2 separate regions of the Homo sapiens genome follow, and region 1 is linked to region 2. The links are chromatin loops, found by intact Hi-C in ENCODE. Cell type or tissue: ascending aorta. All regions are shown on one strand. Each heading gives the region's core, and the rest is flanking DNA. Links, peaks and the distances in the headings are about the cores only. Region 1 holds the start of ARNT (aryl hydrocarbon receptor nuclear translocator). Region 2 holds the start of GOLPH3L (golgi phosphoprotein 3 like).

Region 1 (15,106 bases), core at 4,971-8,970, 180 kb after region 2:
AAAGACAATACTCCACCTACCTCCTTCTCAAAAGATATCCATTGTACTATATTTCAGTAGGAAGGTGACTCTAAGTCACAATGGAAAAAATCATAACTTGGAGATTAAGAATGATGACTGTGTAGATGGACTGCCAACAATAAAATTCTGTCTCTAACTTCTAGTAGCTATGTGACTTCAGACAAGTTACTTATTCACTCTCTGTGCCTTAGTTTCCTCATCTGTAAAACAAGAATAATAATACTTACCTAATACGATTGTTATAAAAATTAAATGAGAACAGCTGGTAAGTATTACTAATAAATATTAGATATTATTATAGTTAGTACAAATTCATGATGTCAATGGCTTAATTAGTTTTATCCCTTCAAAGGTATTTCATATTAACAGTGGGTTTTACATTCATTTTTATTCCACAAACATACATTGAACTCTAATCCAACATACTAGGCACCCACTGTAAGCACTGCAATGCTCTGGTAAACAAGGAAAGCAAAAGTTCTGCTCTCATGGAACTTATATCCTAAGTATGCTGGTTTTGTTGTGTTTTTTGAGACAGGGTCTCACTCTGTCTCCTAGTCACCCAGACAGGAATGCAGTGGCACAATCATGGCTCACTGCAGCCTCAACCTCCCAGGCTCAGGTCATCCTCGCATCTCAGTCTCCCACGTAGCTGGGACTACAGGGAATGCTACCACACCCTGCTAATTTTTTGTATTTTTTTGTACAGATGGGGTTTCACCACGTTGCCCAGGCTGGTCTCAAACTTTTGGGCTCAAGCAATCCACCTACATCAGCCTCCCAAAGTGCTAGGATTACAGGTATGAGCCACCATGTCCAGCCCTAAGTATACTGTTGAATCCATAAACTTACTTGTCCATTCAACTACAATGAAAACGTGGAGGGAAAATATAAAATGGGCCTCAGAGGGTGGCTCACACCTGTAACCCCGGCACTCTGGGAGGCCGAGGCAGGAGGATTGCTTGAGCCCAGGAGTTTGAGACCAGCCGGGGCAATATAGTGAGACCCGGTCACTATCTAAAATAATAAAAACTTTAAAACAAGAAAATACATTGACGAAATTATGAAAAGTGACATAAATTTGAAGAGTTTATGTGAAAAGTTGGAGACAGTTGCTACAGACTAGACATAAAGATTAGCAACAAAATAGGAAAGTGCAGCCTGGCATATAGAAGGAACTTAATTATCCACTCCTTTCCCTGGGTTTGTCTCCTTAAGTGTAAAATGATAGGTGTTGTCATATTTCCAACCTGAAGATTCACTGATGTCTACTTACTAAAGTCATTATGGCATATTAGGCAGTCGTGGTTTTTTTTTTTTTTTTTTTTTTTTTAGACGGAGTCTCACTCTGTCGCCCAGGCTAGAGTGCAGTGGTACGATCTCAGCTCACTGCAACCACCACCTTCCAGGTTCAAGCGATTCTCCCGCCTCAGCCTCCCGAGTAGCTGGGATTACAGGCACCTGCCACCATGCCTGGCTAATTTTTGTATTTTTAGTAGAGACAGGGTTTCTCCATGTTGGCCAGGCTGGTCTTGAACTCCTGACCTCAGGTGATCTGCCCACTTCGGCCTCCCAAAATGCTAGGATTACAGGCATGAGCCACCATGCCCGGCCAAGGCAGCATTCTTAAAAACAGATGGCGGCGGAGCATGGCGGCTCACGCCTGTAATCCCAGCACTTTGGGAGGCCAAGGTGGGCGGATCACCTGAGGTGAGGAGTTCAAGACCAGCCTGGCCAACATGGAGAAACCCTGTCTCTATTAAAAATAAAAAATTAGCCGGCGTGATGGCAGGTGCCTGTAATCCCAGCTACTCGGGAGGCTGAGGCGGGAGAATAGCTTGAACCCAGGAGGCGGAGGTTGCAGTGAGCCAAGATCACGCCATTGCACTCCAGCCTGGGCGACACAGTAAGACCCTGTCTCAAAAAAAAAAAAAAAAAAAAAAAAAGGCCTTTGCAATATAATAAAATACTATCTCTTTTTTTGTTGGGGGACAGGGTCTCACTCCAACACCCAGGCTGGAGTACAGTGGCATGATCACAGCTCACTGCAGCTTCAACTTTCCAGGCTCAGGTGATACTCCCATCTCAGCCTCCCAAGTAGCTGGGACTATAGAAGTGCACCACAGTGCCCGGAAAATTTTTTGTATTTTTTGTAGTAAAGGGGTTTCGTCACGTTGTCCGGGCTGGTCTCAAATTCCTGGGCTCAAGCAATCGGCCTGCCTCGGCCTCCCAAAGGGATTAGAGGCACGAGCCACCACACCTGGCCATAAAAGAATATCTTGACATCTTAACTTTACATTGCATGAATTCCTATTTTCCCATATCTGAAAAAGGTAAATAAAGGTAACAGGTAAGAATTGTGTTAATTGACGCAGTTAAAACTAAGTTATATAGGTGAAAATTAGCTAAAAAAAATTTTCTTCCTAAATGACAGCCTTACAAACCCAAACGGTATTACCCTTTTCCTTCTACATTCTTCATCCACAGTAACTTGTACATAATAGCACAAAAAGAATTCTCTGCTAATGAGAATACCAGAATCAAGAGAGATAAAAACCTACACTTACTACAAACTCATTCAACATCTCTAGTTTGAATTTGGAATTGTAAATCAAATACCTAATCTCCTCCCAACTGTTCCCTCAGCCAATGCATTACAAATGACACATTCAATTTAAAAAGTGTTCCACCTTGGCTGGGCATGGTGGTCATGCCTATAATCCCAGCTCTTGGGGAGTGCCCAACGCAGGAAGATCACTTGAGGCCAGGAGTTAAAGACCAGCCTGGGCAACATAGCAAGACCCTGTCTCTAAAAAAAATTTAAAATTAGCCAGCCACGGTGGTGCACACCTGTGGTCCCACCTACTCAGGAGGCTGAAGTGGGAGGATCACATGCTCCCAGAAGGTCAAGGCTGCAGTGAGCCATGATTGTGTCACTGCACTCCAGCCTCAGTGACAGAGCAAGACCCTCTCCTATGGGGAAAAAAAATGTGTTCCTCAAAACTTGTCTAGTCCGGGCCGGGCACGGTGACTCAAGCCTGTAATCCCAGCACTTTGGGAGGCCGAGGCAGGCGGATCACAAGGTCAGGAGATCGAGACCACCCTGGCTAACAGGGTGAAACCCTGTCTCTACTAAAAATACAAAAAAAAAAATTAGCCGGGCGTGGTGGCGGGTACCTGTAGTCCCAGCTACTCGGGAGGCTGAGGCAGGAGAATGGCGTGAACCTGGGAGGCGGAGCTTGCAGTGAGCCAAGATAGCACCACTGCACTCCAGCCTGGGCGACAGAGTGAGACTCTGTCTCAAAACAAACAAACAAACAAAAAAAAAACAAAACAAAACTTGTCTAGTCCATAGATAAGAAACAGCCTAAAGTTTCATGGACCACCTACCCACCGAGTTCTACTTGCCAGTGATAAGTAGAACTAGTGAAAAATGATAGAATATGAAGAATTATCAATTCGAGAAAAAAAATCATCACAGAACTATTACTTCAACACAACTCTTAGAGAGTACCAACCATATTTTACTCTTCTTCTAATGCAGCACCACAGTGAAAAATGCAGAAGAACGTGGTCCCCTTGAAAAACACTGCAGGGCCACCAGCACAATTAACATGTTCAAGCACTATTACTAACCCTAAGGATTAACTTGGCCGGGTCAGTGGCTCACACCTATAATCCCAGCAGTTTAGGAGGCTAAGGTGGGAGGATTGCTTGAGGACAGGAGTTCAAGATCAGCCTGGGCAACATAGCAAGATCCCATTTCTACAAAAAGTTAAAAAATGTATCCAGGTGTGGTGGTGTGTGTCTGTAGACCCAGATACTCAGGAGGCTGAGGTGGGAAGATCACTTGAGCTCAGGAGTTCAAGGCTACAGTGAGCTGTGATTACACCATTGCACTACAGTCTGGGAGACAGAGCAAGAACCTGTCTGAAAAATAAAAATAAGTATTATTTTTAAAAAGGATTAACTGAAGTGAAGGTTAAAGAGTGAAATATTTTTTAAAATCTTGACAAAACTAACAAGAATTGTAAAAAAAAAAAAAAAAAAAAAAAAATTAGTACTCCAGCAAAAATACAAAGTAGAAAAAACTCAAAGAAATAGGCATGGTGTCCCTAGTCCTTAAAATGGCTCTAAGGAAAGAAGGTATGACAGTGTAGCAAAGAATTCTGACCTGAAAACATTTACTTTCACTAAGCACAGTACATTTCCACCTATGTCCCTCCATTCATTAATCTCATTTCCCAAAAAGCAACAGGCTACTGAAAAAATCCACAATGTATCTCTGATCTCTTCCTCATGATATACAAGAGCAAAGGGAGAAAAGAAAAAAGAAAATATATCTTCTGATTTGATTGAACTGAACATGGGATCAATAAGTCAGAAGAGATGGAATAATTTTTCAACATCAAAAAAGAAATCTGGTCAAAGTGTCTCACATCTGTATTCCCAACTTGGAGAGACTGAGGCAAGGCTTGCTTGAGACCAGGAGATCAAGATCAGCATGGGCAACATAGCAAGGCATCTGTCTCTACAAAAAAATTTAAAAATTAACCGCGCATGGTGGCAAGGCACCTGTAGTCCCAGCTATTCGGGAGGCTGATCGTGAGAGGATCACTTGAGCCCCTGAGGTGGAGGCTGCCGTGAGCAGTGATCTTGCCACTGCACTCCAGACTGGGCGACAGAGCAAGGAGCAAGACCCTGTAGCAAAAGAAAAAGAGGGGAGAGGGGACAGGAGAGAGGGGAGAGGAGAAAGGAAAACAAAGAAAAAGAAAAAGGAAATCTAAAAATTGCAGAAGCAAGCAGCCAAAGCATAGTAAACAAAGCTGTTTCATTAACAAGGATTCTGCACACACACATACACACTAACATATGCTATTTTCTGCTAAGATTTAAGCTGATATTGATCAGCTTATGAAAATATGGTCAAGAGGCTGTCATTCTGGTTGCTGTTGTTCAAAAAACAAAACAAAATAAAGCAACCCCACCCACACAGCTGGAAAAAAGCTTCTGACATATGAACTAAAACTTGTTTACCCAGGCCACTTCTTAATAAGAGAAATGCTTTGCAATTTAACTAGGGTTATATAAGTATTTTGCAATGTGTGATCAGTTAAAAATCTTGTTTATTTATTCCATAGTTCACAGATAGGTTATATTACTACAAGGTCAGGTTTGACATAACGGCATTTTTCCTGTTTTATAGTTTTATTCTATCACTCAGCACTTCCTGCAATGTAATTTTTGCGATTAATTTTACCTCCCTTTCCTTCAAAAAAAATTTAAAAGATTAAAAAAAAATGACGTGACAAATTAACCATTTCTTAAAATAGCTATTCCCAGAAACACGGTAGAAAAGAAATTTCAGTGATTCAACTGTCCTATCAAAATCTGGATATTGCAAAATCATACTGCCTTTCAGTAACATGAAAAAAAATCTAATTTAAATTTCAACGTGGGGATGGGGGTAATCACTCCTACTGTTTTATTTTCAAGAAATTCTCCGCCCCACGCAACACACACACATATCTCAAGGCCCTTTTTAAGGCTATCAAATATATTGGTTTTTGGAAAAGGATAGACTTTATTTGGCAAGAATAACCAAGGTCTCCAAGATAAACTAGACCCCTAAAATGAAATGCCTTCTAAAGAGGAATAACTGTAACATAGAGGAAAGAGGGCTGGGACTAGTAATTTGAAGATCTGATCTCTCTAGAACTGCACTACACCCTACTCCATCTCTTAGACAAAACAGACCAAACCTTTTTGATATTTGATTATTTTTTGAAATTGAGAAATGGTGTGGAATCAAACTTTTCTGAAAGAGTTTGGAAATTGCCTCGACGTAGGCCTAACAAGATTTAAACCTGGGGCTGTGGAACTAAAGACCTGTCCGGAACCATAACCATTACACAAACCCCTGCCCTCAGCAGGCAAAGACCTACAGGCCCTCTTAACACAAGATCTAAGTTTCAAAGTATAGTCCGGGGACGGAGACGGGGACGGGGGTTGCGGGTGGGAGGTAACAGCCTAAAGAAACGTCGTATATATCAAAGAATGTCCATTTTTTATTTTTTAAATTAAAATCTAAACCTTTAAATGTTTGGAAGCAACGCCTCAACTAAAGAGCAGTGTGGTCCAGGGTTTATGAATCCAAACTACTCTTAAAGTAAACCGAGACACTCTGCCTACAGTTTTCGGCATCAAGCGGCTCCAGCGGGCAGAGGGTTAAAAGAGGACCACATCACAGACCAGACGCCGACCGAGGAGTGAGGGCGGGCCAGCCCCGCACTGGCTGCCGCTCCAACGGAGGTCAGGACAGGGAGCCCCCCTCAACTCCCACCTGCCCCCTCGCTCCCTTGGGTATACTCGAGTCTACCCAAGTCCCCGGGATCGGGCCCCTCCCCAGGTCACCGCTCCCCCACCGTCTCTCGCGGCCCCCGCCCCGCCCCGGCGCCTTCAGCTCCAGCTGCGTCCCCTCAGCCCTGGGTCTCCTTAGTTGTCAGCCCCTTCGGCCCCTCCCCTTTAGAGGCGCCCCAGTCCTCCGTCTCCTCACCGGGGTTGGCAGTAGTCGCCGCCATGGCCGCAGATGCCACCGCCGCCGCGCCACCCCCCCCCCCAGTGGGAGGAGCCGCCGCCACCGAACCGGGAGGGAGGGGAAAAGAAAGGCCACTCCCCAGAAGCGGCGCCTGACCGCCGCCTCCGCTACCGCGGAATCCAAGATGGCGGCTTCAGCAGCCCCCAGCATCCCAGCCCCTGCGGCGGGGAGACCCCGCCTATATAGTAGGCGGAGTCAACACACGGCCAGCCTCCTAAGAAAAATTGACCAATGAAAATGCCAAATCGTCCAAGGGCAGGGCTACTCACTGCGCCAGCCAGTCCAGTGAAGGGAGGGCGAGGAAGAAGTCCAGCTGTCTCCCTAATCTCGCCCTCCTTGCGTAAGAGGTCAATGACCGAGTAACGTCATTGAAATGCAATTAAAATGGGTATTTTAGGCTGGGCGCGGTGGCTCGCGTCTGTAATCCCAGCACTTTGGGAGGCCGAGGCGGCCGGATCACCTGTGGCCAGGGGTTCGAAACCAGCCTGGCCAACATGGCGAAACCCCGTCTCTACTAAAAATACAAAATTAGCCGGGCGTGGTGGCGCATGCCTGTAATCCCAGCTTCTTGGGAGGCTGAGGCAGGAGAATCGCTTGAACCTGGGAGGCAGAGGTTGCAGTGAGCCGAGATAGCGCCACTGCACGCCAGTCTGGGCAACAAGAGCGAAACTCCGTCTCAAAAAAAAAAAAAAGGATATTTTACTAAAAACCTTCGCTTGGTGGTGGATTCGTCTGAGTGGTTGCCGTGCAGACAATGTATCTTGTAAATCCTCTTTAGGTGCTAAAGAGCACCTAAACATCACATGGTGATTTGTAATCCTTTCCAGTTTTTTTCCTCTTTTAAGGACTTTTGTCCCTGGTGAAAAAGTTAAATGACTAACTTTTGAATGCCTGCTATGGAACCGGTAGTCTAAAAGGATCCAGGTGTTAACGGTTTGGTATGGGAGATATTGCCAGCCAAAATTGGAGGCAATAGATGAAGAAAGTAATTTGAGAATGGGTAACTTCTTTGGTCAGTGACAGGGACAGAGTGAGGAGTTTTGTTTGTCTGTTTTTGAGACAGAGTCTCTCTCTGTCGCCCAGGCTGGAGTGCAGTGGCGCAATCTCGGCTCACTGCAACCTCCACCTCCCCGGTTCAAGCAATTCCCCTGCCTCAGTCTCCTGAGTAGCTGGGATTACAGGCGCACGCCACACGCCTGGCTAATGTTTTTTGTATTTTTAGTAGAGATGGAGTTTCACGACGTTGGCCAGGCTGGTCTCGAACTCCTGACATCAGGCAATCTGCCCGCCTCGGTCTCACAAACTGTTGGGATTACAGGCGTGAGCCACCACACCTGGCCAGTGAGGAGTTTTTAATAGGGAATCAATAAGATGATGGCTGTGCAGATTTATTTTCTTTTTTCTTTATTTTTTTCTGAGACGGAGTCTTGCTCCATCACCCAGGCTGGAGTGCAGTGGTGCGATCTTGGCTCACTGCAACCTCTCCCTCCCGGGTTCAAGCAGTTATCCTGCCTCAGCCTCCTGAGTAGCTGGGATTACAGGCGCGCACCACCACGCCCGGCTAATTTTTGTTTCCTGGTAATAGGAAGCATTGAGCTATTCGAGGTAGGCACTGTCCAAAATGCTTTATATGTATTTACTCATTTAATCCTCACAACAACGATGAGGTAGGTTCTACTGCTATTTCCATTTTGCAATTAAGGAAACAGAAACAAAGAGGGTAAGCAAGGGACATCCAGCAGGTAAGTAATGTGGGAGGCAAACTAAAGGAGTCTGACACTGGAAACCTGTTCCACCCATCCCCCTATTTTAGCACTACAATTTTAGCACTACAAAGTACTTCCATTTTCATGTATCGCTCACAAAATGTTTAATACAAATTTAATTAAAATTTTAACAAAAATCCCATTATGCTATTGAACAGCTTTGCATTCTTAGAAGTTGTATATGTACTGCGCAGATTACATTGATCCACTTATTTAGTTTACTGCAAAGGTATTTTAACATAATTTACATATTATTGTTTACATCTGTTAAAATTTCATTTTTCTTTCATTTTGTTGTTATATTTATAAGTCACCAAAAAGAAAAAAATCATCCACCCAAAAGAAATACATTGGCTGGGCTGGGCGGGGTGGCTGTAATCCCAGCACTTTGGGAGGCCAAGGAGGGCGGATCACAAAGTCAGGTGTTCGAGACCAGCCTGGCCAACATGGTGAAACCCCATCTTTACTAAAAATACAAAAATTAGCCGGGCATGGTGCCGCGTGCCTGTAATCCCAGCTACTCCGGTGGCTGAGGCAGGAGAATCGCTTGAACCTGGGAGGCAGAGGTTGCAGTGAACCGAGGTGCCCCTGCACTCCAGCCTGGGCGACAGAGCAAGACTCCATCTCAAAAAAAAAAAAAAAAAAATGCTGTAGCTTCTTTACCAAGTAAAATGGATTTTTCCAGAATAAATGCAAAATGTTTTCCTGTATGATGTGGATACATTTTGTGGTTAAAAGAGATCAAGTTACATTTCTGTAGAAAAAAATTGGTAGAAATCATTTTGTTATAGAGCTGCTTACACAACTAGCTACAAAGTTAATAACATATTCTGTTTGGAGACAGTGCAACAAAGCTGGCTGGGTGCAGTGGCTCACGCCTGTAATTCCAGCACTTTGGGAGGTCAAGGCAGGAGGATCATCTGAGATCAGAAGTTCAAGACCAGCCTGGCCAATATGGTGAAACCCCATCTCTACTAAAAATACAAAAATGAGCTGGGCGTGTTGGCACACGCCTGTAGTCCTAGCTACTCAGGAGGCTGAGGCAGGAGAGTCGCTTGAACCTGGAAGGTGGAGGTTGCAGTGAGCTGGGATCGATTGGGCCACTGCACTCCAGCCTGGGTGACAGAGCGAGACTCAATCTAAAAAAAAAAAAAAAAAAAAAAAAGTGTAACAAAGCTATTGGCAGAATTCTTTGTCAAATATCACATGGAGTCATGATACACAACATGAAATGGCAATATCTGCCCTGTACCTGCTACCAGATGTTTGTTTTAAGCGTAGAAACCACTGATATACACAATATGAATCCGCTTACAGCATATAGGCAATACATAAGGAGAAATGCCCAGAAACTTCCTGTCTGGTTTATCATTAAAAATTCAAGATACAAAAGAAAACATTTTTCATTTAGATAAGAATTATTTTGTGAGGTATGAGTCAGTCTGAAAAAGATATCTTGGGATCAAAACTGATGGAGTTACAGGCCAGGCATGGTGGCTCACGGCTGTAATCCCAGCACTTTGGGAGGCCAAGACAGGCGGATCACTTGGACCCAGGAGTTTGAGACCAGCCTGGTCAACATGGCGAAACCCCATCTCTACTAAAAATACGAAAATTAGTCTGGCATGGTGACACATGCCTGTAATCCCAGCTACTCGGGAGGCTGAAGCACGAGAATCACTTGAACCTGGGAGGCGGAGGTTGCAGTGAGCCGAGATCATGCCACTGCGCTCCAGCCTTGGTAACAGAGCAAGACTCTGTCGCAAAAAAAACACAAACAAACAAACAAACAAAAAAACACTGATGGAGTTATAACTTTGGATGCAGAAAGAACACTGTTCCTACAAAAAAGATGTCAGTCCACTTTCCTTTTTATTTCCTTTTTTTTTTTAGACAGAATCTCACTCTGTTGCTCAGGCTGGAGTGCAGTGCCATGATGGCTCACTGCAACCTCTGCCTCCCAAGTTCAAGCTATTCTCCTGCCTCTGCCTCCTCAGTAGCTGGAATTACAGGCGCCCGTCACCACTGCCCCGCTAATTTTTTTGTGCTTTTATTAGAGATGAGGTTTCACCATGTTGCCCAGGCTGGTCTCCAACTCCTGAGCTCAGACAATCCACCCACCTCGGCCTTCCAAAGTGCTGGGATTACAGGCATGAGCCGCCATGCCCAGCCCACTTTCCATTTTATTCAGAAAACAGTTCATAGCCAAAATATATTTCTCCCAGCCAGGCTCAATGGTGCATGCCTGTAGTCCTAGCTAATCTAGAGGCTGAGGAGGGACGATCACTTGAGCCCAGGAGTTTGAGGCCAACCTGGGAAACATAGCAAGGCCTCATTTCTAAAAAAAAAATTTCTCCTGATTTTGATTCGACATTGAACAAATTAGCACAAACCATAAATGTAGTAAAATATCATCCAGTGAGCACAATCTTTGAGAAGAAACAGATAAATTGGTGCTTTCTCCACAGTTAAGTATGGAGGCCAGTAAGGGGGGGAAATGCTGTCAGTTTTTAATAAGGATTGAAGTGAAAATCTCTTCTTTATGATATAGATAATACTAACATAAACCATTTTTATTATTTTAAGTAGGATTTAAGTAGGTTTCTCAAATGGTTCATCTGAGCAATATTTTCATTAACATGAACATATTACTTTAACTTCTAAATGTCATGGTTTGGAGTTTTGTTTTTGTTTTAGAGATAGAGTCTCACTCTTTCACCCAGGCTAGAGTGCAGTGGCACCATCATTGCTCACTGGAACCTCGAACTCCTGGCCTTAAGCCATTCTCCCACCTCAGCCTCCCAAAGCACAGGGATTATAGCCATAAGCCACCACACTCAGCCTGTTTTTGCTTTTTAGTTCATGCCTTTTATTAACCCATCTCGTCTTCTGGTTTGTTGAAACAGTAAGTCAGACAACATTTGCCACAATAATGTCTTTCAAAGTGGCTGGCCATAAAAACTCCAGCACCACACTCACCTGAAGGGCACTCACAACAAAGGCAACTAGTTTTGCCATTCTTGTCCACCTTGTAATATTTTAGGACCGTTAGCTTAACCTTCTTTCTCTTATGCGTATTCTTCTTGGGAGTGGTGTAATACTTCTTCCTTGGCACCACCACAAAGTCTCAGCACAATAAGAAGAGTGGACTCCTTTTGAATGCTGTCATCAAAGTACATCCATCTTCCAATTGCTTACCAGCAAAGATCACTCTGCTGATGAGTAGGAATTCCTTTCTTATCCTGCCAGGACTTTACATTTTGTATTGTATTAGAGAGTTCAACCAATGAACCCCAACAAATAAGAGAGTGATGTCTTCCCCATTACAAAAATCTGCATCTTGGTAGCAGTTCTCCTGCAGATGGTGGATCACAAAGCAAACATTTTTAATGTTAAGAACAAAGTATCAGGATTTTGTAAGAAAAGCAGACTATGATGCAAATGCCTTGACTGCCAAGAGTATTTTATTTCCCAACACATGATAATTTTCTTTCTTCATCAGAGGAAAAAAATGAATGACACATTATTGAACATATTCTAAACCACATCCAAATGTTGCAACCAAATGGGGGTAAATGCTTCCCAGAGCTGAATGCAGCCAATGCAACTGAATACAACTCCTGCCCTCTCTCAAGTTGAAGCATTTGACTTTTGAGGTTACTCTTTGCTCTTCTGCTTAGAATCTGACAAACCACTGAATGCTTTCACTAGAAATTCTCCAATAGATCCTTGTAAGCTCCAACTATTCAGAATTATCTGGTAGCCATCAAACATTTCTTGCCATATCTGACAAACTCACTGTAAATACAGATTTTCTAATTTTAGTAGAAATAAAAATTAACAGATCAGATCAGGATGCCAGTTGGCAAATTTTAAAAAATTAAGAAATCTGTTGACTGTGAAGCCTGATCTACATGTTTTTATACACATTTTCAGCTTATCAATATTTAACCATTACTAATACTATTACTATTATGTTTATATTAATTTGTAAATTAATAGAAAATTACAGTTTTTTTCTGTTAACTCTTATGGTAAACTGGTTTTTTTAATTATTTAGAATGGTAGTTTTTAAATTGTTTTTTGTTTTTGTTTGTTTTTTAAGACCAGTCAAGTGAAGGAACAAAGAAATCTGTAACTGATTGGGATCAATTAGTTGTAAACACCAAGGCACTCAGACCAGCCTCCAAAGTTTTATTAAGTGTCTCTGGGTATGGTTGCCAGATTTAGCAAATAAAAATAAAGCTAAGCCAGTTTGATCTGAATGCTGGATAAACAACAAATAATTTTTTTTTTTAAATGGAGTTTTGCTTTTTTTGCCCAGACTGGAGTGCAATGGCATGATCTTGGCTCACTGCAACCTCCGCCTCCCTGGTTCAAGCGATTCTCCTGCCTCAGCCACCCGAGTAGCTGGGATTACAGGCACCCGCCACCACGCCCAACTAATTATTGTATTTTTAGTAGAGACGGGGTTTCACAGAGGCTGGTCTCAAACTCCTGACCTCAGGTGATCCACCCACCTCGGCCTCCCAAAGTGCTGGGATTACAGGCGTGAGCCACGACGCCCAGCCTACGAGCACATCTAAGGAATGGAAACCAGATTGCAAGTGGGTGAGAAGTGAGTAGAAACTAAGTAGACACAGTTAGTTAGCACAGATTATTTTTTCAAGAAACATGACAAAGAAGAGAAAAATAATCAAATGGTAGCTGCGGTAGGGGTTAGGCTAGGGGTGGAAATAGTAAAATATTTCTATAGACTGAGCTTGTGGAAAGGAGCAAACTAAAAATGCAAGAAACATCCAGGTGTGGTGGCTCATGCCTATAATCCCAGCACTTTGGGAGGCCAAGGTGGGTGAATCACCTGTGGTCAGGAGTTCGAAACTAGCCTGGCCAACATGGCAAAACCTCATCTCTACTAAAAATACAAAAACTAGCTAGGCGTGGTGTTACACACCTGTAATCCCGCCTACTCGGGAAGCTGAGGCATGAGAATCACTTGAGCCTGGGAGCTGGAAGTTGCAGTGAGCCCAGATCGCACCACTGCACTCCAGCCTGAGTGACAGAGTAAGACTCTGTCTCAAAAAACAAAAAAATAAAAAAATGCAAGAAATATATATGCCTGAGAAAACAAGACTGGTTCTAGGGGAGAGAAGGAGACAGGGTTAGGGCAGCATGTGAAAGTGTTCTCAGAAAACCAAGATACCCTTTTTCTAAAAATGTGTAGACATTTTGAAGTGGAGGAAAGGGAACTCATGTGTGATGACTTTGAGTCTCAAAGAAAAGTAACAGGTGAAACTTCTGCTGGGAATAAGAGGTAGAAATGAGGGTGGGTGTAGCTGCACAGCTGTAAGCAATTGGTTGGGAAGTCAACTAGGTATGAACAAAACGACTGTGAATAATCTGCCACAGGAGTAGAAAAAGGAAACAAAAAAAGATCACCAAATGCTCTGGGGAGCTAGACAAAGTTAGAAAGCATAAATTTTCATGAAACTATGGAGCATTGTAATTTCTGTCAATACTCAGAAACCTGAGGAAAGAAAGTGAACAGTTTACCCACAATTGGAGAGATGATGAACTGATCAGTATCTTGAAGATGGAAGATTCTAGAATTGCAGAAGACCCTAGTTTAAAAATATCTGAAAGGGGATGAGACTGGTCTGGGAAGCAAATGAAGCCAGAAGTTATTGGACTGAGAAGAGAGGTTTAATTCTGGAAGCTGATGTTGATAGCAAATTCAAAAGTGAGAGAGTTGGAGTCAGAGGATAGGCACTGGGAACCACATGTATCACAAAAAAGTTATTAATAAGTAAAAAATGTGTAAAAATGTATCTGTGTGTACTTATGTTTGTAGATAGATATACATTTTCAAATCAATAAGTAAAAGGTTAATAGCTCAGTCAAAAGGGAAAAGGATAGGTAAGGTGAAGATAGGTTTGTATGTATCTGCAAAATATGTAAATCAATAGAGATTCAAATACTGTAGTAATTAGAGAAATGCAATCTTTAAAAAACTGAGATATTGGGCCAGGCGCAGTGGCTCACACCTGTAATCCCAGCACTTTGGGAGGCCGAGGCGGGCAGATCATGAGGTCAGGAGTTCGAGAAAAGCCTGACCAACATGGTGAAACCTCGTCTCTACTAAAAATACAAAAATTAGCCGGGCATGGTGGCGTGCGCCTGTAATCCCAGTTACTCAGGAAGCTGAGGCAGGAGAATCACTTGAACCCCAGAGGCGGAGGTTGCAGTGAGCCGAGATCACACCACTGCACTCCAGGCTGGGCGACAGAGCAAGACGCTGTGTCAAAAAATCAAAAACAAAACAAAACAAAACAAAAAAGATATTGTGGGGTTTTTTTGTTTTTGTTTTTGTTTTTGTTTTTCTTGAGATGGAGTCTCAATTTCTTGTTCTGTTGCCCAGGCTGGAGTGCAGTGGCTCGATCTCAGCTCACCGCAACCTCACCCTCCTGGGTTCAAGCAATTCTCCTTCCTCAGCAACCCAAGTAGCTGGGATTACAGGCGCACACCACCATGTCCGGCTAATTTTTTGTATTTTTAGTAGAGACAGGGTTTCACCATGTTGGTCAGGTTGGTCTCGAACTCCTGACCTCAGGTAATCCACCCGCCTCGGCCTCCCAAAGTGCTAGGATTACAGGCGTTAGCCACCGTTCCCAGCCTAAAAACTGAGATATTGTTTTTAACCAATTAGCTCAACAAATATTTC
Region 2 (15,106 bases), core at 6,598-10,597:
GGTGAAACCCCGTCTCTACAAAAATACAAAAATTAGCCGGGGATGGTGGCAGGTGCATGTAATACCAGCTACTTGGGAGGCTGAGGAAGCAGAATCGCTTGAATCCGGGAGGTGGAGGTTGCAGTGAGCCAAGATCACGCCACTGCTTTGCAGCCTGGGTGACAGAATGAGATTCTATCTCAAACAAACAAACAACAAAAAAAAGAGTTATCACCTCCTGTAAGTCTTTCCCAACATCTCTTCTTCCCTCTCCTACTGCTCCTTCCCACCACCCATCTGATTTACGTGCTTTTCCTCTGTGTTTCCTTCCTACTCAGAACACACTTATACACATATCACATTGTTCTGAAATGGTCTGCTGACTTTCTGGCTTCTACTCCCAGCATCTCCAACCATCCCTATGCCACTAAACCATAAATTGACCTCAAAAGCAGGGACAATTGTTTTTGTTCTCTCTTTCTATGACATATGAGTCATTCAATAAAATTTTTGGTGATTAAACAAATAAGTGAAAATGTATTGCCATATTTCCAATGGATAATACTTCTTGCCAATTTTTACCACAGTGACATGAGAAATATGATGAAAAGCTTTTCTTTCACAGTAAGTAGTAAGTATTCAATAAATGGCATTACTAGGAGAAAGCTTTCCAAGAAAGAGAGGATGGTTGAAAAACATTATCCACAAATTAAATAGATGAGAAATGAAAAGACCACTAGGAGTCAAAAGCAGTAATTGGCTTACTCCCCTTACAGGTAACTTAAGAAACGATTCTAATAAATGAAAAGTTTTATACATTAGCAAGTCAATTAAAACACTGTTCATGAGTTAATAATCTATATCAAAACTCTTACCAAAGGCAATAATAACAAATAAGCAGATTCCTGATTTCAACAGGAGATAAACCTATTTTATTTTGGTCAGGCTTGTGCTCAATGTTTACTTTCTCAGTTGAGGTCAGTGTTATTGAACTGAGATAGTATCTAATTTTAACTGTGCTTGAAAGGTTATACTCTTCAAATTATATTTAAATTTCTTGATTGTTTTCATAAGACAATGATACTTAATATTTAATTTAATTAGTTTATATTTTTTGAGGCAGTCTTACTCTGTCACCCAGGCTAGAGTGCAGTAGTGTGACCTTGGCTCATTGCAGCCTCTGCCTCTTGGGTTCAAGAGATTCTCCCATCAGCATAGCTAGGATTACAGGTGCATGCCACCACACCCAGCTAATTTTTTTTTTCCTTTAGTAGAGATGGGGTTTCACCATGTTGGCCAGGCTGGTCTCGAACTCCTGGCCTCAAGTGATTTGCCCGCCTCAAACCTCCCAAAGTGCTGGGATTATAGATGTGAGCCACTGCGTCTGGCCAGATGCTTAATATTTTAAAACCAGTCTGTGGTAGTTACCCCTCAGAAGAATTTTTTTTTTTCTTTTAAGACAGGGTCTCACTCTGTCACCCAGGTTGGAGTACAGTGGCACAAACACAGCTCACTCCAGCCTTGAACTCCTGGGCTCAAGCAATCCTCTCGCCTCAATCTCCCAAGTAGCTGAAACTGCAGGTATGTGACACCATGCCAGGCTAATTTTTATATTTTTTGTAGAGATGAGGTCTCACTATGTTGCCCAGGTTGGTCTAGAATTCCTGGCCTCAGGCAATCCTTCTGTCTCCCAAAGTGCTGGGATTACAGACAGGAGCCACCGTGCCTGCTTGAAAGACACATAGTTTCTAAAAAAATGATAATACTGGGTTCTAAACAGAGGATCTTAGGGAACTCTCCAGTAAAAGTTTGGGAGTTTGGGACACAAAATTTAACATTTAGGATTTTTTCCTTTTTTGACTTGTCACAAATCCCAAACCATGTAAAAACAAGCAATTATATACACATTAAAACATACTCACAAAGAACATAAAAATGTTATTAAGCCCTTAATTTGGACACAAAAATGAAATGGGCTTTGCTGTTTTCATTAGGCTGATTCTCTTTTCCCTAAAGGAAAGAGTCTAAAAGTCTCTGCCTGGTAACAAAATCTATAATCTGGTCCAAATCGAATTTACTGATTTTGAATCCCATTGTTCTCCACCTACTTCAGTCATACTGGCCTACTCACAGTTATCTCCCAAACTCATCAAGCTCATGATACCTTTGCTCACTCAGGTTCCCTCATCCAGAACGTGTTTCCTTTTCTCCATTCATGTTAATCCTCCCATTTTTAAAGGCATGGCTTGTTTTACTGCCTTTTTCTATTCTTCCCCGGATTACTCTATCTCATGATGGTTTCTCCTCTCTCTAACTCCCTTGGCTCATTCTAACATGCAAAAACTTGCTTTTTATTGTTGTTTACTTTAAAAAAAATATTTTGCATTGTGAAATATAATGTACACACAGAAGAATAAACAAAACAAAGTAAAAAGCTTAATTATTCCAAAGTGAAGATCTATGGCCCAGGTGCAGTGGCTCACGCTTGTAATCCCAGCACTTTGGGAGGCCAAGGCAGGTGGATCACTTGAGATCAGGAGTTCAAGACTAGCCTGGCTAACATGCTGAAAACCCTTCCCTACTAAGAATACAAAAATTAGCCAGGAGGGACAGAGCAAGACTCCGTATCAAAAATAAATAAATAAATAAAAAAGGCCGGGAGCAGTAGTTTACGCCTGTAATCCCAGCACTTTGGGAGGCCACACCTATAATCCCAGCACTTTGGGAGGCCAAGTTGGGTGGGTCGCCTGAGAGGTCAGGAGTTCAAGACCAGCCTGACCAATATGGTGAAACCCCATCTCTACTAAAAATACAAAAATTAGCCAGGCATGGTGGCGGGTGCCTGTAATCCCAGCTACTCAGGAGATTGAGACAGGAGAATTGCTTGAACTCGGGAGGCGCAGGTTGCAGTGAGCCAAGATGGTGCCACTATACTCCAACCTGGGTGACAGAGCAAGACTCTGTCTTAAAAACAAAAACAAAAACAAAAACAAAACTATGAAACTTCCTCTAGGTCCAGAAACAGAAAATTGTTACTATCTAGAAATCCTCTCCATTTTCCTTCCTAATTACTAACACCCTTTTCCTTCCCCTATCCCTTACAAAAAGATAATCACTATTCTAAAAACTATAGTAATTCCTGGCTTGATTTTGTTTATAATTGTACCACCTAAATATGCAACCTCAAATACAATAGTTTTTTGAGTTTCATATAAATGGAATCATACAGTATGTATATTTTTGTGTTTGGCTTTTTTTATTGAACATAATGTGAGAAATATACATGTTGTATAACAATGTTCATTTTCATTCTGTATAGAAAACATATTTATACTCATTTAAACAAATGGATGACTCTTTTTTTTTTTTGATGATTCATTTTTATCCATTCTGCTGTTGATGGACCTTCGGGTTACTTAACTTTTAAAAAGTATGTATCTTTTTGTCTCTCCAGCTAGAATGCAAGTTTCTTGAAGGCAGGGACCATATACTATACTATTTTATATTTACCTTAGTATTAATATTTAGCATAATCCTAAGCACATAATGGGTGTCCTCAATCACATTAAATATTGATTAAATGAATCTATTGATAGTTTGAGAGATAAGAAAAAAATAAGTACAGTTGGGAATCAATTTAATATTTTTAGAGATAGTTATGTAACTGGCCTTTTGTAACTACTACTATTTAAATAAATCACAAAGTTTGACCTCTTCTATTCATTTACACCTAAGGATTTATTGTCTTTTATTCTTCCTGAGCCAAATGAAAGCTAAATATTTGTTAACTATCCTCAAAAATAAAATTAGAGCAATTCAAAAGGTGGTTAATTGTTATGTGCTATTATTTATTATTTTTTGAGGCCTTGCTCTGTTGTTCAGGCTGGAGTGCAGTGACACAATCCTGGTTCACTGAAGCCTCGACCTCCGAGGCTTAAGCCATCCTCTTGACTCAGCCTCCTGAGTAGCTAGGACTACAGGCATGTGCCACCATGTCCAGCTAATTTTTTTGTTTTAAATTTTTTGTAGAGATGGTGTCTCACCATGTTGCCCAGGCTGGTCTTGAACTCCTGGGCCCAAGCAATCCTCTTACCTTGGCCTCCCAAGTGTTAGGATTACAGGAATTAGCCATTGCATCCAGCCATCTGCTTATTTTGTACAGTATCTCACCAATATGTTAAGTACTCACCATGGCCATAGCTCTTAATGAGCTGCTTTATTTTTTATTCTATTTCCTAAAATTTATATTAACCATTATAAACACATGAAGACAAGCCCAAAAGCAAAAATTCCAGTGCATAAGGTCAGCAGGAAATTAATCATTCCTATTCAAAGCTAAAACAAACCAAATAGCTTTTAGTTCTATATCCTCTTTTTATACAGTCAGTGACTGTTTCCTAGGTAATGTGTAAACGTCTCAAAAGAGTATTTATATCACCTAATCTTCAGTCCTATTCTGACATTCTCTTGGAGAGCTGGTTTTGCCTTTTCGTTTATTTGCCTTTTATAAAACTGAAGGCTCATCAACTTCTCAGCAAACAGGAAAATATATTTCCGGGCAAGAATTTCTGATATACCTACATCTTGGCCAGGTACACATAAGCATGTCTCTAATATTAGTTTTAACAATACACAGACTATAACTGGTCTGTAAATTTTGTTCAAGTTGGTAATTTAACAAGAAAAAAAGTAAAAAGGAAAATAGTAAATAAATGAAAGGCAAAATCTAAACAACAATGGTATTTCCAAGTCGAAGAATTATGTAGAAAAGAAGAGCTGTTACTACTTGTATGCAGCCAATTCACTTCTAGCTAAGGATAATTATCAAAGCCAAATTTAGTACTTTTAAAATCTAAAATAACATTCTAATTTTGTATGTTTTCAAAACTGAGGCCAGTAATAAATATACCTCTTTCTTTTCTTGCAGGCGGTGGGCGAGGGGGGGCGGTTATTTAAGGCTTTCCTGGAAAGAAAGCAGATTGTTTAAAATGTTACCTTCGTAACTTCTTCATGAGGGAATAGTGTGATGAGAAAACACAGCAAAAAGTTACAAATGAAGGATGATGATGTATACTAGTAGAGAAGCCAGGGAAATTTCTGGTTATATCACAAGACTCAGGACCTTAAGACTAACTGTACTATAAAATAAATGTTCCATTAAATAAGGAGACATTTAGGGAAAAAAGAGAAAAGCTAAAATTATTTTTAAAAATTTTCAAAAATTAAAATAATCCTCAATTGTTTATGTATGTGTGTGTGTGTGTGTGTGTGTATATATATATATATATATATATATATATTTTTTTTTTTTTTTTTTTTTTTTTTTTTTGAGGCAGGGTCTCACTCTGTCATCCAGGCTGGAGTGCAGTGGTGCAATCTTGGCTCATTGCAACCTCCGCCTCCCAGGTTCAAGTGATTCTCCTGCCTCAGCCTCCCGAGTACCTGGGATTACAGGCACCCGCCGCCACACATGGCTAATTTTTTATTTTTAGTAGAGACGGGGTTTCACCATGTTGGCCAGGCTAGTCTTGAACTCCTGGCCTCAAGTGATTCACTCACCTCGGCTCCCCAAAGTGCTGGGATTACAGGCGTGAGCCACCGCGTAATCCAACTGTTGATATTTGCCTTATAAAGATGCACAGAGGAAAATAAAAAATTATTTCTGCTATAAGAAACCTACCAATTGTTTATTTCTGTAAGGCAACTAATCACACATGTTCCTTGTCTTTTCATGTAAAAGACTATTTCTCCTCAAAGCTGAAGAAGACTTCAGTGTGTGGGCCCTTGTTCTTACTTTAATAAACGGTATTATTTCGCCTTTAATCTAACTTGGGAAACTACAAGTACAAAACTTTATACTATATCCTCCTCTCCTGTATCTTCTAAAATTTTGGAGTAATTTTGTAATTAAATACACTTCACGTAATTCTACTTCTGGATTTTTACCCTCCAAGTATCGGTCACTGTCCCAACTCCTCCATCTTCCAGATGGTTAGAGCACAATTCTAAGACCAATTTATTATTAAATATATTCCATTAGGTTACTTCCTAAAACATTCCAATATTTAATAGTCTTTGAGATAGCCTAGCAAACCTAACTGCATTACCTCTTTATCTTTTAGTCCCAGAAGCAATACTTCTTCCATAAGAGTAAGGCGGATATCCTTAGAGTCTCCAGAATCTTCATTGTCTGGACTTTTCTCCCAATTACTGTCTTCCTCACTTTCCATCTTCTTTTCAGAGTTCTTGCTTATTTCAGTGCGACGGGCCCGGTGAGTTAAAGTGGTCATTCTCACCTGTTTCTGGAGGGAGTGGTGAAAAAAAAAATCCATATGTATGCTTATGTAAATAAATCATATATTCATACATGCATACTAAACATCCATACAAATAGGAAATATTTACAGATTTAAATATAGAAAGAAAGGAAGGAGTAATGACCAGAAAAAAATGGGTGGGTAATACAGTATCTTTTCCAAAGTACAATAGCTTGGACTTCACAGATGGCACTGACAAAAGATCAAATGAGTAATTCTAAAGTCCAGTAGAAATGCTCATCTTTCAAGCCTGTTGACTTCTTTTTTTCTTTTTCTTCTTCTTTTCTTGAGAGGGAGTCTTGCTCTGTTGCCCAGGCTGGGAGTGCAGTGGTGCGATGTTGGCTCACTGCAACCTCCGCTTCCCAGGTTCAAGTGATTCTTGTGCCTCAGCCTCCTGAGTAGTTGGGATTACAGGTGTGCGCCACCATGTCTGGCTAATTTTTGTATTTTTAGTAGAGATGGGGTTTCACCATGTTGGCCAGGCTGGTCTTGAACTCCTGACCTCAAGTGATCTGCCTGCCTGGGCCTCCCAAAGTGCTAGGATTACAGGCATGAGCCACCAGGCCCGGCCAAACCTGCTGATTTTTTCTGCATAATCTATAAAGAAGGAGTGAATATCCACCATTGTCACTCCTCTTTCACAAAATGGATCCCAAGTTAAGTAAGATGGAACAACAAAAAATTGTGAGCATCCAGCCCCAAAATGCATATAATAATTTGTATCTAATTTCTATAAACGTTCCATGGTACTACATTATAAAAAAACACAAAAAATAGAAAGTAAAAAAGAATACGAAAAACTAAATAGAAATACATGTTCTATATTTCCTTCCCATACCCTAATGACTCATTTCATGTACTCACTTTGGAGATCACAAGTCTAGACGATAACATTCAGAAAATCATGTGTAGTAATTCCACAGTCAGTAAACTTAGCAGCTCTAGTCCTAGCTAGCCATATCTTGCAAATACACAAGGAGCTGCAAACAAAAATTACTGGCAAGAGAGTGTTGAAAGATTAACAAATTTTCTCAATTTAAAAAAAAAAGTCAAAGAACATGTCTTTTATTCTATGTACTACGGTCAAAAGAAACTGCACTAAATCATTTGTGATAAAGTTTATAGTTAGCATACTTTATTTTATATAAATCTAGATATCAGTTTTTAAGATAATATATAACAAATATTTTAAATCAGCAATTATATAAAGGAGTATCTTTTTCAAGATCAAAATAATGGTATTTAAGAGTTGCTATGACTGGACTCGTTTCTACTCCTCTAGCAATATTTCCCATTGCTCCTAATAAGTAGTGTTGCCAGACTTTTTCTCAAAAATGTCTCATGCTTTCTTTCTGCTTCTGCTCCTCTGTACTTGCTGGGGTCTTCACCCTTTTCTCTTCCTCTTTACATTCTACCCATTCTTTAAAGGCCTTGTGAAGGCCTTTAAGTGACCTCCTCTTTTCTATTACCTATGTGTCTCATGGCCACTCCCTCAGCTGTTTCACAGAGCTTTATTTATACTCACTTCCTTTAAAGTATTTATTATAGTCTTTCTCTTGGTATAGCTGTCTCTCAACTGTAAACTTCTTAAGAACAGGGATATTGTCTTCTTGGGTTTATATATTCTCCATAGCAACTAGCACTGTCTTTAACATTGTTATTGCTCGATAAATTTATATTGATTAAAATGAATACTCAGAAGTGCATGTGAACATTTAAAATAGAAATACAAATGAAGTGAGCTACAAAAGTTTTTTTGTACAAGGGTATATTTCAAATATAATTTGTTATGGGAGGTGGGAAGAAAAGTGAAGGAGGAAGAGAACCATGAAATAAATTCTTAAGCGCACTAAGCCTATCTGGCACTGTGAATAGGGACTATTTCCTAAACCAATCCAAGAAACTTTAAACCTTCGCGGGGCAGGGGGGGAGGGGGAGAGGGGGCGGTTTCTTTGAGAAATTAGTTTCATCTGCACATTTACTAGTTAAAAATCCTACTTGAAAGAAAACAAATGGCCCAAATGAATACAAACCTTTCCCTCCCATAAAATAATAATTTTAAAAAATAGAGGTTTTTTTTGGTGGGGGGAAGGGACGTTAGGAAATGTAATTTTCTCGTTGCTTACCTGATGTTACTCCTGGGTTATGGCTGGACGCAGGCTGTAGCTTGTGCTGTATTTTAGAAGGACACCTGTTCTCCCCACCCCACCCCCGTCCTAGTAGGTGAAAAACTTAGCCACGCAGAGAGCACAAACTTCCTGATCCTTCGATGCAGAGAAGGAATAACACATCAGCTTCCTCAGGATCACTAGGCAACCTACCTTGGTGTTTCTTCATTGCGCCAATCAGAAATCACCAAGGTTGAGTCCCGCCAATCGGAGCTCACAGGGGGAGGCTCTCCCCCAGCTATTCTGTTGCGATCCAGACAAACACCACCAAAAGGAGGCAGGTTTGCGTTCAACCTGACAGCTGGTCAATCCAATGAAGGAACCTTGGTGGAAGAGAGGAAAGAGGGCTGCGCTCCCCACCCCCATTAAACCAGCCAATCAAAGCGCTGAGTGAGCTAACATGGGCTGCCAATCTCGAAAGGTTTCTGTGGGTTAATTTCAGCGTAGCAGGTGTGTTGCTGTAGTAGCGTATACTGGGACAATTAAGTGAGATGTGTTGGGATCCAAGCAATACAGCTAAAAATAAATAAATATTTTTACATTGGTTGTTTCTGACAGTCAGTTTATCCTTGACTTGACTGTTCCAGAAAAACATGATCTGGGTCAGTTTGTGTACGTTTATATGGTTTACCTTAAACAGGATGAATACATTTCTACCATCGCATATGTACCAGCATTCCCTATAGCGCTTATTACTGACAAACCCATGGATGTGTATGTTTTTGGAATATGGCTGCTGAAACTACAAGCGGCAAACAGACCAAGTTTTAAGTCTTCCTTTTTCTAAAGCAAAGAAAGCAGGCAAGGCTGGAACTAGCTCCCAGGTTTCTCATTAAAAGCACAGCATTTTTCATACTACCACTCAAAAATTCTAGAAAGTGTGCTCAACTCTTCTTGCAAAGTAATAGCTACCGAAATCATCTAAAAATTAGTATTCCCTATCCCCCCATCCTCCTACCAGCCTTTCAAATGAATGAAGCCATATTTCCTGCTACTTAAATAAAAATTAGAAGCGATAAAAGGGCCTACGTACTGAACAATATTTTATTTATGCTGCAAAAAATGCCATACTTTAAAAATCAGTCTTTTTGTCCTGTAAAAAAAAGCATAGTAAAGGTAAAGCACCAATTCTTAAATTGTACATTATATATTAAAATGTTAATACATTATGTCAAAATATTGAAGAACATTGTTTTAATAACAGCACAATGACAAAAGAGCCAGTTAAATGGTATAATTTTAACATAAGTAAAAAGTGAATCCATACCAAATTTTAATACCAAAGTAAACATTACTGTTTAGAAAAATGGCATTAGAGGGCCTTAACAGTTAGTATATATTTAAAGGAAATATTAAGTAGGTAATGAACAAAATCAATTTTGAAATTTTACTTATTACCGAATCAATTATGACATTTGTACTTTTGCTTTTATTCAAAAGTTCTATTGGATTTATCTCAAGATTAAGGACCACAATATGACAGTCAGCCAAAAACTTAGTTTTAGTGTACAAACTGCTTTAAACTACATATACATCTTCAGAGTTAGGGAAATATAATATAGGGTCCTTCAGTTTAAATGGTGAGAAGAACTCTGCAAGCCTGCAGAACAAAAATAATTTTTATATATGTTCCTTTGGTTCACTAAACTTTCTCCTTTTTGGCACTGACTCTTGACTAGAAGAATCAAAGTGATGGAGGACCTGTCAAAAGAAAACAACTACTAAGAATAGATACTTTCCTGTTTAAATGTCTTTAATTGTAGATTTTTTCATGTATCTGAGATTTCTCTTCTTTTTAAAAAAATTTATGCCTAGCATACCTAGCATAACTATATCTGGGTTTCTTAAAAGTAGAGTAAAATTTATTATTAACATCTTCCAATGGCTGCTGAAAGTATGTACTTGCAAAATGTATAATCTTCAGTAGGGCTGCTCTAGAAGTGAGAAGATAGATTTAACATTATGTCCTCAAAATAGCCAAATATTTCAGAGCAATAAGAAGGGAAAAAAGATTTTAAAATGAACTACAAATAGAAAAACATTCTACCTTGGAATCATGTACGATTTAAATCATGTCTTGCTTTTGTACTCTTGAGACGTTAACATTTGAGTTTTAAAAATAGTCTTAGGTTTTCAGTTGTTTAATTCTAACCTACTAATAATACTAAAATATCTAGTTGGAAAAATATGAATAATTATCTCAGAAATGGCAAATACATTATCTGATTTGGTAAAATAAGGTTCTAAATATGAAACAACTATAGGGTTTAAGTCAGGAAAATATTTTTTTCTCCAGAGGTACTAGGAGGAGACCCTATATTTTTAGGGAACACATGTATTTAGTAAATTATCCTCCTTCTACTTCAGTTTTGATCTCTAGAAAGCTCAGATCAAATTTGTGGCCCAATTTCAGTTCTATATAAACAAAATGGCCTTAGTATTCTTGTACTGTCACTTTCTCATTCTATATTCTCTTATATTTTTCCTGGCACTGATTTTTTTTTTTTTTAAAGACGGAGTCTTGGTCTGTCGCCAGGCTGTAGTACAGTGGCGCGATCTTGGCTCACTGCAACCTCCACCTCCCAGGTTCAAGCGATTCTCCTGCCTCACCCTCCCGAGTAGCTGGGACTACAGGCGTGCGCCACCACGCCCAGCTATTTTTTTTTTTTTTTGTATTTTTGGTAGAGACAGGGTTTCACCATGTTGGCCAGGAGGGTCTCGATCTCTTGACCTCGTGATCCACCTGCCTCAGTCTCCCAAAGTGCTGGGATTACAGGCATGAGCCACTGCACCCAGCTGATTTTTAATTTATATATTATAAATTCCTCCAATTACTTTAAATCATTCATGGAATGAGACAGGAGATGTTTACATGGAAAAAACTAATAAACCAACATAGGGCATCTTATTTCAAAATCACCTCGATTTTTAGAACAAAATATATTTAAACAAAATTTGAATATCAGAACTCTCAGGTACATCGAAAGATATCAAATTCATCATTTTAAATTTAATCTGTAGTAATGATATTCTGATCCTTCCCATTGTATTCAAACTATACATTATCATAAGACTTACTATTCTCCCAGATTCATGTTGACTTCTCTTCCGATTTTCTTTGGAAGATTTTACTGGTTGATTTCCATTTGCCTCCACAAAGATAGAATAATTACTAATTGGTTATTTCTCAAAGAACAGCCAACACTTGATTTTTCAATCTTATGCAACGATATGCAATATTTATTTATTTATTTACTTTTTAGGGACAGGGTCTCCCTCTGTCACCCAGGCTGGAATGCAGTGGCACCATCATGGCTCACTGCAGCCTGAAACTTCTGGCCTCAAGGGATCCTCCTGCCTCAGCCTGCCAAAGTGCTGGGATTACAGGAATGAGCTACAGTGCCCAGCTGGATATACAATTTTTTTAAAAAACAGCTTTATTGAGATATAATTTAGATACTATATGATTCACCCATTTATAAGTGTACAATTCAATGATTTTCAGTACCTTCACAGAGTTGTACAACCATCACTACAATCAATTTTACATCACTTTCATCACCCCACAAACAAACCCCATATACCTTAGCTATCACTCTCTTATTCTGCCATCCTCCCACCAGCCTTAAGACTGTCTCAATAACTTTCCCAGTTCTGACTTTCAAATGAAAGGAATAATACAATATGTGGACTTTTGTGAGTAACTTCCTTTAATTAGCATGTTTTCAAGGTTCATCTAAGTTGTAGCATGTATTGGCACTTCATTTTTTTTATGGCTGATATTCAATTGTATGAATATACCACATTTTTTAATCCATTCATCTGTTGATGTATATTTAGGTTTTTCCCATCTTTCGGCTATTGTGAATAATGCTGTATATATAGTTATTAAAATGAATATTGGAAAATGACTAATGATTAGGTGTCATACAACTATTCTCTAAAAGGATATACTTCTTTTCTGATGCTTGAAATGAGCTTTCCAATGATAACTTCCTTAGTATATATAATAATGAATATTTTCATTTCTTGCCCTTTTCTAACCACAATTCAGTAATAATTCTCAAAATCAGGAGTACACTTGCTCAGAGTTCATATCCAAAAACATGTGCAATTTCAGAAATAAATTTATGTCCCTAAATCATCTTAATGTTACATTACAAGGAGATCTTGCTTAATAATTTTTAAAATGCTGGTCTCTATCCCTATATCCTAGTAAAGGTTATTCATCCTACATATAAACTGGCTAGGATGAACATTTTGCTTCTAGAAGTAGTAAATCTTGACATTCCTTTATCTCTTGCTTTCATGAGATACTCATTTGAATGCTGCCTTCTGCCAGTTCTAACTTCCCATTGAGAATAGGGGTGGGGGAAGACACTTAAAAATGGCACTATAATGAGTAGTGTTCCAATAAATGTTTAATAACCAGCTCTAGGAGAGAAACAAACCTTGAGGCATTTGCTGATTTCTGTGCTGTGAATACTACCAACATGTCCAATTTAAGCTACCAACATGATATCTCTGAGTGGGGAGTTGGGAATAAATGTTCTAGCACACCACTAACAGAGTGAGCTATTTATTTCCTAAACTTTAGATATTTTATATATTTTACAGAATGCTTTTTCTTCACCCCAATGAACCTTTGAGAGTAACTTAAAGGTCTAAAATCAAATATGAATTTTGATTTAGTATAATTCATACCAAAAGCTAAAATAAAGCAGTGATTTTTTTCCCTTAAGAATATGAGATTCATTTTATACAAGATATATACAAAAGATTATTTTGTAATGTCTTATTAACAAGATACTCAATTTATAAGACTGAGCATGGTGCTCACTTCAGCAGCACATATGCTAAAATTAGAACGATATAGAGAAGATTAGCATGTCCCTTGCACAAGGATGACATGCAAATTCATGAAGCATTCCATATTTTTCAGAGTGAACAGAGAACCTACAGAATGGGAGAAAATTTCTGCAATCTATCCATCTGACAAAGGTCTAATATCCAGAATCTATAAGAAACTTAAACAAATTTACAAGAAAAAATAAACAACCCCATTAAAAAGTGGGTAAAGGACATGAACAGACACTTCTCAAAAGAAGACATTCATGTGGCCAACAAACATATGAAAAACACTCAACATCACTGATCATTAGAGAAATGCAAATCAAAACCACAATGAGATACCATCTCATGCCAGTCAGAATGGTGATTATTAAAAGTTAAGAAACAACAGATGCTGACGAGGCTATGGAGAAATAGGAACACTTTTACACTGTTGGTTGGAATGTAAATTAGTTCAACCATTGTGGAAGACAGTGTGGTGATTCTTCAAAGATCTAGAACCAGAAATACCATTTGTCCCAGTAATCCCATTACTAGGTATATACCCAGAGGAATATAAATCATTCTATTACAAAGATACATGCACCTGTATGTTCACTGCACCACTATTCACAATAGCAAAGACAGAATCAACCCACATGCCCATCAGTGATAGACTGGATAAAGAAAATAAGCAGCCATAAAAAGAAATGAAATCATGTCCTTTGCAGGGACATGGATGGAGCTGGAAGCCATTATCCTCAGCAAACTAACACAGGAACAGAAAACCAAACACCACATGTTCTCACTTATAAGTGGTAGATAAACAATGAGAACACATGGACACAAAGAGGGGAACAATACACACTGGGGCCTGTCAGGGGGTTGGAGGGAGGGAGAGCATTAGGATAAATAGCTAATGCATGTGGGGCTTAATACCTAGGTAATAGATTGATAGGTGCAGCAAATCACTATGGCACACGTTTACCTATGTAACAAACCTGCACGTCCTGCACATGTATCTTGGAACTTAAATTAAATGAAATTTAAAAAGAAAAAAAGATCAAGCATGGGAACATTCTGGCATTCTAGGAAATTTCTCTGGGAGTCTGGATGATAGTATCACTTCTTCCCAAAACCTTTCCCGGATCCCTCTCTTTAATATACCTTCAGTAAAATTAACCATTCCTTTCTTTGTGCCTATGTAGCCTATTCAGACTTCTATAATGGCTCTGTATCATTGCTTGTTTATTTCCAGTTACTAAACTTCAGCTAAGACCATGAAGTATGTGTTATTCAGGTTATATCCTAAGCACCTAGTAAAGTACCTGACACATAATAGGTACTTAGTAAATACTGGTTTAATAAACGAAATATTAAAATAAACTCACATATGGGGGAGAATTACAAGGTTACAATGGAAAACAAACCTAAAGAGATATTTACCATTTTATTCTGAAAGACTTTTCCACTTCTTGTTTTGCTTTCAGACATATCAAGTTCAGATGTTTTATTGACTAACTGCTCAACCTAAAAAAGAAAATAATTACAAAAAATATAACTTAGTATAATAAAACCTTTTCATAACACAATAAATGGGGTCCAAAAATTTAACCACATAAAATTTAGGGTCTTGTCAAGTTAAAACCAATAATTTTGAGTTGGTTCATACTGTTCAAAAAGCACAAAAGTAAAGATAGTGAAACTGACACTTTACATAATTGGCCAACCACTGAACTGAGAAAGTACCAAATGATCACCAGGCACCACCCTTCCAGAAGACAAGAAATTTAGTCTACTTATTTGAGAAAT

The links. Hi-C counts contacts between places; a loop is a spot of excess contacts. Peaks named below come from ENCODE experiments on the same cell type or tissue, not always from the same donor. Only the 100,000 strongest peaks of a DNase experiment are listed, where the experiment ranks them.
Region 1: it touches region 2 in a loop (2.2-fold over the local background); 7 of 110 quality-filtered maps call a loop at or near these places.

The regions. Positions count from the first base shown.
Region 1 is chr1:150,869,966-150,885,071 of GRCh38, forward strand. It overlaps ARNT (aryl hydrocarbon receptor nuclear translocator), which reads right to left and starts at 6,634. Exons shown (of 22, transcript NM_001668.4): 1 at 6,578-6,634. The coding sequence starts at 6,602. It also overlaps a transcript of LOC107985204 not described here and the pseudogene RPS27AP6. RefSeq lists enhancers at 4,198-4,699, 4,700-5,199, 14,293-14,437, silencers at 6,260-6,689, 6,693-6,966 and a cis regulatory region at 14,365. In ascending aorta, for the core only: no CTCF peak of the experiment used is centred there; DNase peaks (open chromatin) are centred at 5,986, 6,316 and 6,876; H3K4me3 peaks cover 2,631 bases; H3K27ac peaks cover 2,577 bases.
Region 2 is chr1:150,688,570-150,703,675 of GRCh38, forward strand. It overlaps GOLPH3L (golgi phosphoprotein 3 like), which reads right to left and starts at 8,585. Exons shown (of 5, transcript NM_018178.6): 1 at 8,423-8,585; 2 at 6,087-6,281. The coding sequence starts at 6,269. HORMAD1 (HORMA domain containing 1) reads right to left here. Exons shown (of 15, transcript NM_032132.5): 13 at 14,741-14,824; 14 at 11,543-11,614; 15 at 9,491-10,165. The coding sequence ends at 10,085. It also overlaps the pseudogene RNU6-1042P. In ascending aorta, for the core only: a CTCF peak has its summit at 8,726; a DNase peak (open chromatin) is centred at 8,752; H3K4me3 peaks cover 2,292 bases; H3K27ac peaks cover 1,420 bases.